3 separate regions of the Homo sapiens genome follow, and regions 2 and 3 are each linked to region 1. Evidence: chromatin loops called from intact Hi-C (ENCODE). Cell type or tissue: heart left ventricle. All regions are shown on one strand. Region 1 has its middle 6.0 kb from the start of MB. Region 2 holds the start of RASD2 (RASD family member 2). Region 3 overlaps RBFOX2 (RNA binding fox-1 homolog 2).

Region 1 (2,500 bases):
CACCAAGGGAGATCAAAGATGTGGCAAGAAGGAGAACTCTGGCTCCTCAAAGCCAGGACTCCCCACGATCTTCACTACTCTCTTCCTCCTCCTTCTGGGAACCAGCCTTTGGAGGCCAGTCTGGGCAGTGCCTCCCTCCTGCCAGCAGGCCCTCCCACCCCACCCCCAGCTTAGCTTGTGCCTCCCTGGCAGAGTCTACCCTCCTGGACCAGCGCCAGGCCAGGGCTCAGAGCAGGGCTGAGGCCTGGGAGTTGCAGGACCTGCTCAAGGCCCTTGATGGGGCAGCAGAACCCCCAAGCTTGCTCCAGACTCCCAGGAACCCACCCACCAGGGCTGCTCCTCTCCAGCCCCTCAGCATCCATCATACTGACCACAGCTCCCCTTCTCCCCAGCTGTCCTCGCAGAGCCTCCAGCCAAGCGGCCAGGGCTGGGGGTGGGGAGAGGTGTCTTATAGCAGCCGGGGAGAGGCACAGGGAACTAAAAATACAGTTTACATGGCAAGGCTCCTCCTCTCCCTGCAGGCCCAGAGGGGCTTATTGGAGGAGGGCTGGCAGGGACACAACATCCTAATCCCTTAGTCAACAGGTGTGGCCTGGGACACCGACCTGCCTCCCCCCTCCACCCTCCCCAGCCTTGGAGGCTCCGAGTGGCTCCTCCAGCTCCACCATCCACCTGTCACCTGGACAGAGACCAGCCCCGCCTCCACAGTCACCTAACCCCACATCCACCCATCCTCCCCTTCCTTCAAGGCCCATTGCATAGGAACGGCTCCCCTGCCAGGACTCCTCCCACCCCGCTCTACCCATTCCCAGCAGATGTGCCCTCTTCCCCACTCTGGCTCCAGCATGGGTGCAGCCTTCTCATCTCTCTTGCTTTGGGGTGCACCTGTCTGGACTGGCTTCTCCCCATTTCTACCCTGTGAGTGCCTCAGAGGCAGGAATATAAAAGCCACAAACTCATATTGTACTTAGTGCACACCAGGGACACCCCTCCTCCCAGCAGCCCTTTCTTTTGCAGGAGACACTTTTACAAGCGTCACTTTACACTTGAGAGAACTGAGGCACAGAGAAGTTAAGTAACTTACCCAGAGTCACACAGCGAGGAAATACCAAGCCCAAGATTGGGACCCAGGTAGTCTGGCTTCAGAGTCTCTGCTTCATGGCTAAGAACTGGTCTAATTTGGAGTCCTTCCCCCTCACTCTCTCACCTGCTCTACAGTACCTAGCAAAGGACCAGGCCAACATGCTCTTTGATTGTTTATTTTTGGATTGAGTCTGCCCAGGGTTTTGGCTTGCTGGAGGCAAAGGCAAAGACAGTCGGTGACCTTGCCCCAGGGCTGACAACGGGTGCCCTACTGCCATCTAGTGGCAACAAGGAAAAAAGCCTGCACCTCTGCCCTTCCATCTGGGCTCTCCAGTCCCTCAACCCAGCCAGTGGGGAGGGGTCTTTTTCTGTCTCTATATTCGTTATATTCATGGCGCCTTGCTTAGAAGACCATGGATGGCTTGCCAAATTATTAGAAGATGAATTGTGATCTTTTAATATTGTGATCCAGGAAAAGTGGCATAACTTTCCAAGGGCGCTTTTTTTTAAATCTGTAAAATGGAAATTTTGAAAAGAATAACCTACCTCAAATGTCACTATGAGGACTGAAAAAGGGAGCACTGGCCAGGCGCAGTGGCTCACGCCTGTAATCCCAGCACTTTGGGAGGCTGAGGAGGGAGGATCACTTGAGGTCAGGAGTTCAAGGCCAGCCTGGCCAACATGGTGAAACCCTGTCTCTACTAAAAATACAAAAATTAGCCAGGCATGGTGGTGCACTCCTGTAGTCTCAGCTACTCAGGAGGCTGAGGCTGGAGAATCGCTTGAACCCAGAAGGCAGAAGTTGCAGCGAGCCGAGATCACACCACTGCACTCCAGCTTGGGTGACAGAGTGAGACCCTGTCTCTAAAAATAAATTAAATAAATAAATAAATAAATAAATAAATAAATAAATAAATAAAATTAAGAAAAAGGGAGCACTGAATGTGGTGGATACATAGTGATAAAAGAAAAACTTCAGCCAAATTAAATGTAAAGGAGTTTAACAGAGCAGTGAATGATTTGCGAGCAGGGCAGCCTCCCGAGCCAGAGTAGGTCTGGAGACTCCACAGCTAAATAGTGGAAGATTTATGGACAGAAAAAGGAAAGTGACATACAGAAAACAGAAATGAGGTACAGAAACAGCTGGATTGGTTACAGGTTGGCATCTGGTTTATCTGAACATGGTTCGAACAGTTGGCTGCATTTGATTGGCCAAAATGCGGTGATTGGCACAGTGTAGGCTATAGTCTGTCTATACCTCCACTTGTTATAGTTCATGATGTACAGAAAAACTTTTAGGCCCAACTTAAAATATGTAAGGAGGCGGCTAGAGGTTAAACTTTTTTAACAACAGTAAGTGCTCAATAGTTGCTCACGGTGATATAAGGTATCCATGGTCCTTGCTCTCAAGGGACTC
Region 2 (2,500 bases), 83 kb before region 1:
GCCTGTGTGTGTCATGCCCAGCACAAACCCTCCCGGGCTGAAGCCAGTTCCCAGAGGCAAAGTCTGGATGTGGAAAATGCACCAGGCTGCAATCCTGCCACTTGCCACCAGGTGACTTTGGGCACATCCCCTTAGCCCCTCTGTGGCCTAAATTGGGGCATTAAACACAATCAGGTAGTACAGGTACTGCACCCTCCACCCCCACCTGCCCCATCCTCTCTGGTTAACTTTCCTGGAGAATCTCAAGATGTTACAGAGACAAGCAAAGCAAGTCACTTTCCATATTCAAAGTCCCAGGCCATTTTAGTACTTCTGTCATTCTGTGGACCCATCAATATCATACCCATTTTAGAGATGGCACAACCAGGACCCAGAGACTTTTCATGACGGCCCAGGGTCAGATATCTAGGTAGTTACGGAGACAGGACTTGAACGCCAGTCTCTCAGCCAATGGAGCTGACCCCTCAGGTGCCCTCCCAGACCCCTGCGTCCTCTCATGAGGTAGGGAGGCCAGATCTGGGTTGGGGGTGAGGCTGGCAGACATCCCTGAGGTCCAGGGATCTGGAACTGAGGGACACAGACACAGCATCCCATCCCTTTGCTGTATCACACAACGAGAACATTCTCTTTTAAGCCTCCTGATATGTGAAGGAGAAAGTCTCTGTTAGGTGCTAATGGGTATTTAACACCTCTCCAAACCTTGCCAATCTCCCTTTTTCACTGAGGGCACACATCTCAAGCCTTGGCAGGCCACGGTTTCCAGCTGGAATTTAATAACCTTGCTTTGTTTTCACTGTGCTTATTTTAACTCTTACTTTCTATTTATGGCAAGTGATACTGATTTCCCATTTAAGGCAGTGATATAATGATTCTCTAAAAAAACGTGTTTAAGGGGTGGGGAAAGTGGATCTGATATTTTAAAAAATATATTAAGTAATAAGTGGTGTGGAGATATGGCCCAGTGAGAAGGCCCGATGTCTGGCCTAGGTCAAGCCCCTCATTTAAAGGTGGGGAGGGAGAATGCAGGCAGGAGACGCAATGCTCAAGGCACCTGGTGTGTCCCCGTCGGCCGTGGTCTCTGAGACTCGCATGCCTCGAAGACCTCTGGCTACTAAGCCTAGGTGACTCCCCGCCCCTCTGGGCGACACGTGCATGGCCCATGTGCCAGTCCGCAGGGTCCCGTGGGCACCGTGAGCTCGGGAGGGAGGCGGCGGCTGGGACAGGCAGGTTGGACACCTGGGAGGGCACCCGGGGACTTCCGCGAAGGAGGAGGGCGCTGGAACCGTGGCGCGCTCGACCTGGCCGGGCGCAAGCCGCTGGAGACCCCGGCCGAGTGGGCAGGCGGCCGGACCCCATGCGGGTCACCTGCGGCCAGGCCGGGCGTGCGTGTGAGCGCGTGCGCAGACGTCAGCCTCCGAGGCCCGGGCCGCCTTCTGGGCAAGGTGCGCGCGCCCAGCGGCCCCGGCCCCACGCGCCCGGACACGCGGAACCGCAGACCGCGGCGCCCCGGAGGCCGCGAAAGGGATGGGCGGGGCCGGGCCGCGGGACCCGCCTCCCATTGGCCGGGCGCCGGGGCGAGGCGGGGCGCCGGGGTGGGGCGGGGCGAGCGGGCTCTGGGGGGCAGACGCTGGCGCTGGGCGGCGGGAGGCGCGGCTCGCGGGGGGCCGAAGGAGCAGGTGGGCGACGCTCGCAGGGGCGCGGGAGGGTGCCGCTGGGACCGTCATCAGGAGCCTGGGGTTCTGCCACCTTTCGGAGGGATCAGCGACCTCTTCGCCCTGCGGGTGACAGTGGGGCATCTGCCTGCGAGAGGGGGAAGGAGGGAGAACCCAGGGCCACACACAAAGTTCTCCTCATCTGGGGACAGGAGGAGGTGAAGGAGGAGGAGCCGGGTTGATGCTAACTTGGAGCTGCGAAACCTTGGGGCGGCGTTCAAGGCCCCCTCCCACACGCGCGCAGAGCAGAGCGCCCTGCTCCTCCTTCAGCTGCTGGCGTCGCCGCGCGGGGAGAAAGAAGCCGTCCCTCCGGCGCTGGGAGAGCTGCAGAGCCGCGGGCAGAGAAGGAGGCCGCGGCCGAGCCCGGCAGCCCGATACCCCCCATCCGAGCGACCCCCTTTGGGGCAGGCGGAGAAGGTGGCATAGGCGACCAGGAGGGTTCGCCCACCTGGGACACGCACCCACAGTCACCTCCAAAGGACCCCCCCTCCCCAAGTCTCTAGGAGCTGCTCCTTCATCACTGGAGTCGCCCCTACCTCTCTGCCCCCAGCCCGAGAGCCCCAGGCGGGGACCCCCGGATCGGACGTCCCCAAGCCTCCGGGCACCTGGCTCAGCAGGAGGCCCCCGGCTCGGGGCAGGGCAGGGCCGGCGGCGGCGAGCCGGAGCCCGCCCCCTGCCCGGGCCCCGCCGAGCCCTCGGAGCCCACCCATGGGGCACCTGCCCCTTGCGCCTCCTTGCCCGGCCGCGCCCAGCCCGGCGTCCCGAGCAGCGCAGGGGAGGATCCCCGC
Region 3 (2,500 bases), 220 kb after region 1:
GTTATGCTATGTATTTTTAGGATATACTTTCTAAAAGACTACCCAAAGGTTAAAAAGATTAATTCCAAAATTAAGCTTCCCATTTTTAATTTTTATCTATTTTTATTTTTTACAAGCCCACGGCTAACAACACGAGCTCTCCATTTAAAAAATAAACATCTACAGAAATCTAAATTCAAAATAACAAATCACACTGAGAATACATAGTTTTTTGCTGTCTCCATAAGGACTGTTTGGCAACATGCAGTACCAGGCTTTTAAAAATGTTCTGTATTGGCCAGGCGCAGTGTCTCATACCTGTAATCCCAGCACTTTGGGAGGTTAAGGCTGGTGGATTTCTTGGGCCCAGAAGCTCAAGACCAGCCAAGGCAACATGGCAAATCCCTATCTCTATTGTGAATTCAATTTTTAAAATTTTAAAATTAAAAAAATGTGTTGTATAACACCATTGGCTGGCACACTGCCAATACAACATCATTACACCCGCTCCTAAATTAATAATCATTTTAACAATTCTGAAAGGAACACAGGAAATACAGGACCATCTGTGGAACCTGGAGAAACTGATGTAACATAGTATATCAGGCTCTATTCTGTGCATTTTACAGATATCTGTATACTTGTGGCATAATCCATAGTAATAATTTTAAAAAGAATGAGATCTTCAAATATTAGGAAAAACGCTGAGTAAAGTAATATAGATAAGTACTAGGCCTGTTCTTATTTAACACTTTTTAGAAGTGACCTGGAACACAGAATATATAGTACTCTCTGAATTTGCAACTGAAAAGCCAATCAGAAGGAGATAAAAAGCAGTCAAATTTTCTAAAGACAAAGTGAGTAAGCAGAAAATGGGCAGGTGAGTTTCACTGGAAGCAAGAGCAACCCAGTGTATTTTTGGAAAAAATCTTGAATCATACTAATGGGATAACTGTGTTTTCAGTTCTAATAATTGAAATAAACCTCAGAATCACTGTGTATCATTCTCTGAATCCTCTGGTTTATTACACTATTCTTGACAAAAAGCCTGGGGCACTAAGAAGATAGCATCTCCCCCACAATGTCCCCCGCCCCCATCCTTAGAAAAGCAGCAGCTACCTTGACACTTAGGTGTGACTGCAGCCTCCATACATCATGGAAAGAGACAAGGCCCCAAGGAGTTTTTTTGTTTTGTTTTATTTTGTTTTTAAAGAAAAGGGCAAATGAGGGGTCCCCACATGCAAAAAGTCCAAGACTAGGATAAAGGTTTCCTCAGGCCAGGAATTCATGCTACTTTTCTACATTTAGAACCAATATTTTACAGTGCAAATAGGCTTAAAAATTTATTACAGGAAAGAATTGGTACAAGCTTAAAAAAAATGTTACAATGATTTTTATAAACTCACTGAATGACAGGCTCATAGTGAGGTCTGACTGGCACAATGATATTTTGAAGTGTGTCCCTGGTATTATAGAGGACAATTTGCTCCCTGGTGTCCAAGAGAGAGAAGAGCAATTGAGCAGCCTGGGTCTGACCCAGCAAAACTGGAGTCCCCTGGTGGCTGAATGTGCCCGGTAATGTACCAAGGAGAAAATCATTTTAGGACATTTCCTGTATGTGTGTTTGGGAGGAGAGAGACAGGCAGGGGCTGGGAAGCTTTGGAACAGGGTGGGCACGATGAGATGTCAGCTAATGAAGGAGGCCCTGCCTTCTCCATGGACAAATCCCCAGCTTTCAGGACAGTGTCTGGGACGTGGTAAGTACTCAAGAAATATTTATTAAATAAACAAATGAAGGAAAGAGGTACTTCTCCCTGTAGTCTCAACTCTTTGAGTGTTTCATCCAATCTCCAGAACCCCAGCTTCCTTTCCTCCATACTACTCAATTGAAATTTACCTTACTGAAGTCACTGAAGACCTCCAAATCATGGCCAAATTTAATGGACATTTTATGTCTTCTTTGATTTGTCTGTGGTATTTGGCATTCCCTCCTTTGGGAAACTCTCACTCTTAACTTAAAATGATACCAGTCTTTCTTAACTTTCCTCTTTCCCTGTTCACCCTCTTCTCCATCGTACTCTTCTTCCTCCTCTACCATCCTCTCAATTGTTGTTGTTACTTGCAAGGTGTCATCCTCAGATCTCTTTTTACTGCACACCAGAGGTTCTTAACCCAAAGTGCATGGTTCCTAACACAGGCACCCCAGTAGAAATTTTTCTTATATGCATTTCCACGCAGAGAGGATCTGTAGTATTTATCAGATTCTCAAAAGGGTCCAAACCTCAAAGAAGTTAACATTGCTGACCACACTTGCTCAAGGTGTTCCAACTCATTCTATCACTTCAGTTACCAAGAATTTACCCTGACGGCTCCCACATTTCTATTTTTGAGCACATACATCTCTTCTGAACACCATGTTTCTATTCTTTTTCCCTTGAATATGGCCGACTATATGGGTTATTCATCCTTCAAGGCTTACTTCAGAAATCCCCTACTCCAGAAAGCCTTTCCTGACCCTACT

The links. Hi-C counts contacts between places; a loop is a spot of excess contacts. Peaks named below come from ENCODE experiments on the same cell type or tissue, not always from the same donor. Only the 100,000 strongest peaks of a DNase experiment are listed, where the experiment ranks them.
Region 2: a loop joins it to region 1, with 2.3 times the contacts of the local background. A loop is called at or near these places in 4 of 110 quality-filtered maps.
Region 3: a loop joins it to region 1, with 3 times the contacts of the local background. A loop is called at or near these places in 60 of 110 quality-filtered maps.

The regions. Positions count from the first base shown.
Region 1 is chr22:35,622,107-35,624,606 of GRCh38, forward strand. It overlaps a transcript of MB not described here. Among named protein-coding and RNA genes, the nearest start is that of MB, 6.0 kb to the left of the region's middle. RefSeq lists enhancers at 1-477, 1,136-1,430. In heart left ventricle, a CTCF peak has its summit at 1,370 (motif pointing left); DNase peaks (open chromatin) are centred at 215 and 1,352; H3K27ac peaks cover 1,295 bases.
Region 2 is chr22:35,538,872-35,541,371 of GRCh38, forward strand. RASD2 (RASD family member 2) reads left to right here and starts at 1,960. Exons shown (of 3, transcript NM_014310.4): 1 at 1,960-2,500. RefSeq lists enhancers at 622-1,184, 1,185-1,747, 1,748-2,310 and a silencer at 1,432-1,651. In heart left ventricle, a CTCF peak has its summit at 115; DNase peaks (open chromatin) are centred at 1,560 and 1,930; H3K4me3 peaks cover 1,564 bases; H3K27ac peaks cover 1,142 bases.
Region 3 is chr22:35,841,636-35,844,135 of GRCh38, forward strand. The region is part of intron 2 of RBFOX2 (RNA binding fox-1 homolog 2); the gene reads right to left. Among named protein-coding and RNA genes, the nearest start is that of APOL5, 130 kb to the left of the region's middle. In heart left ventricle, a CTCF peak has its summit at 1,513 (motif pointing left); no DNase peak of the experiment used is centred here.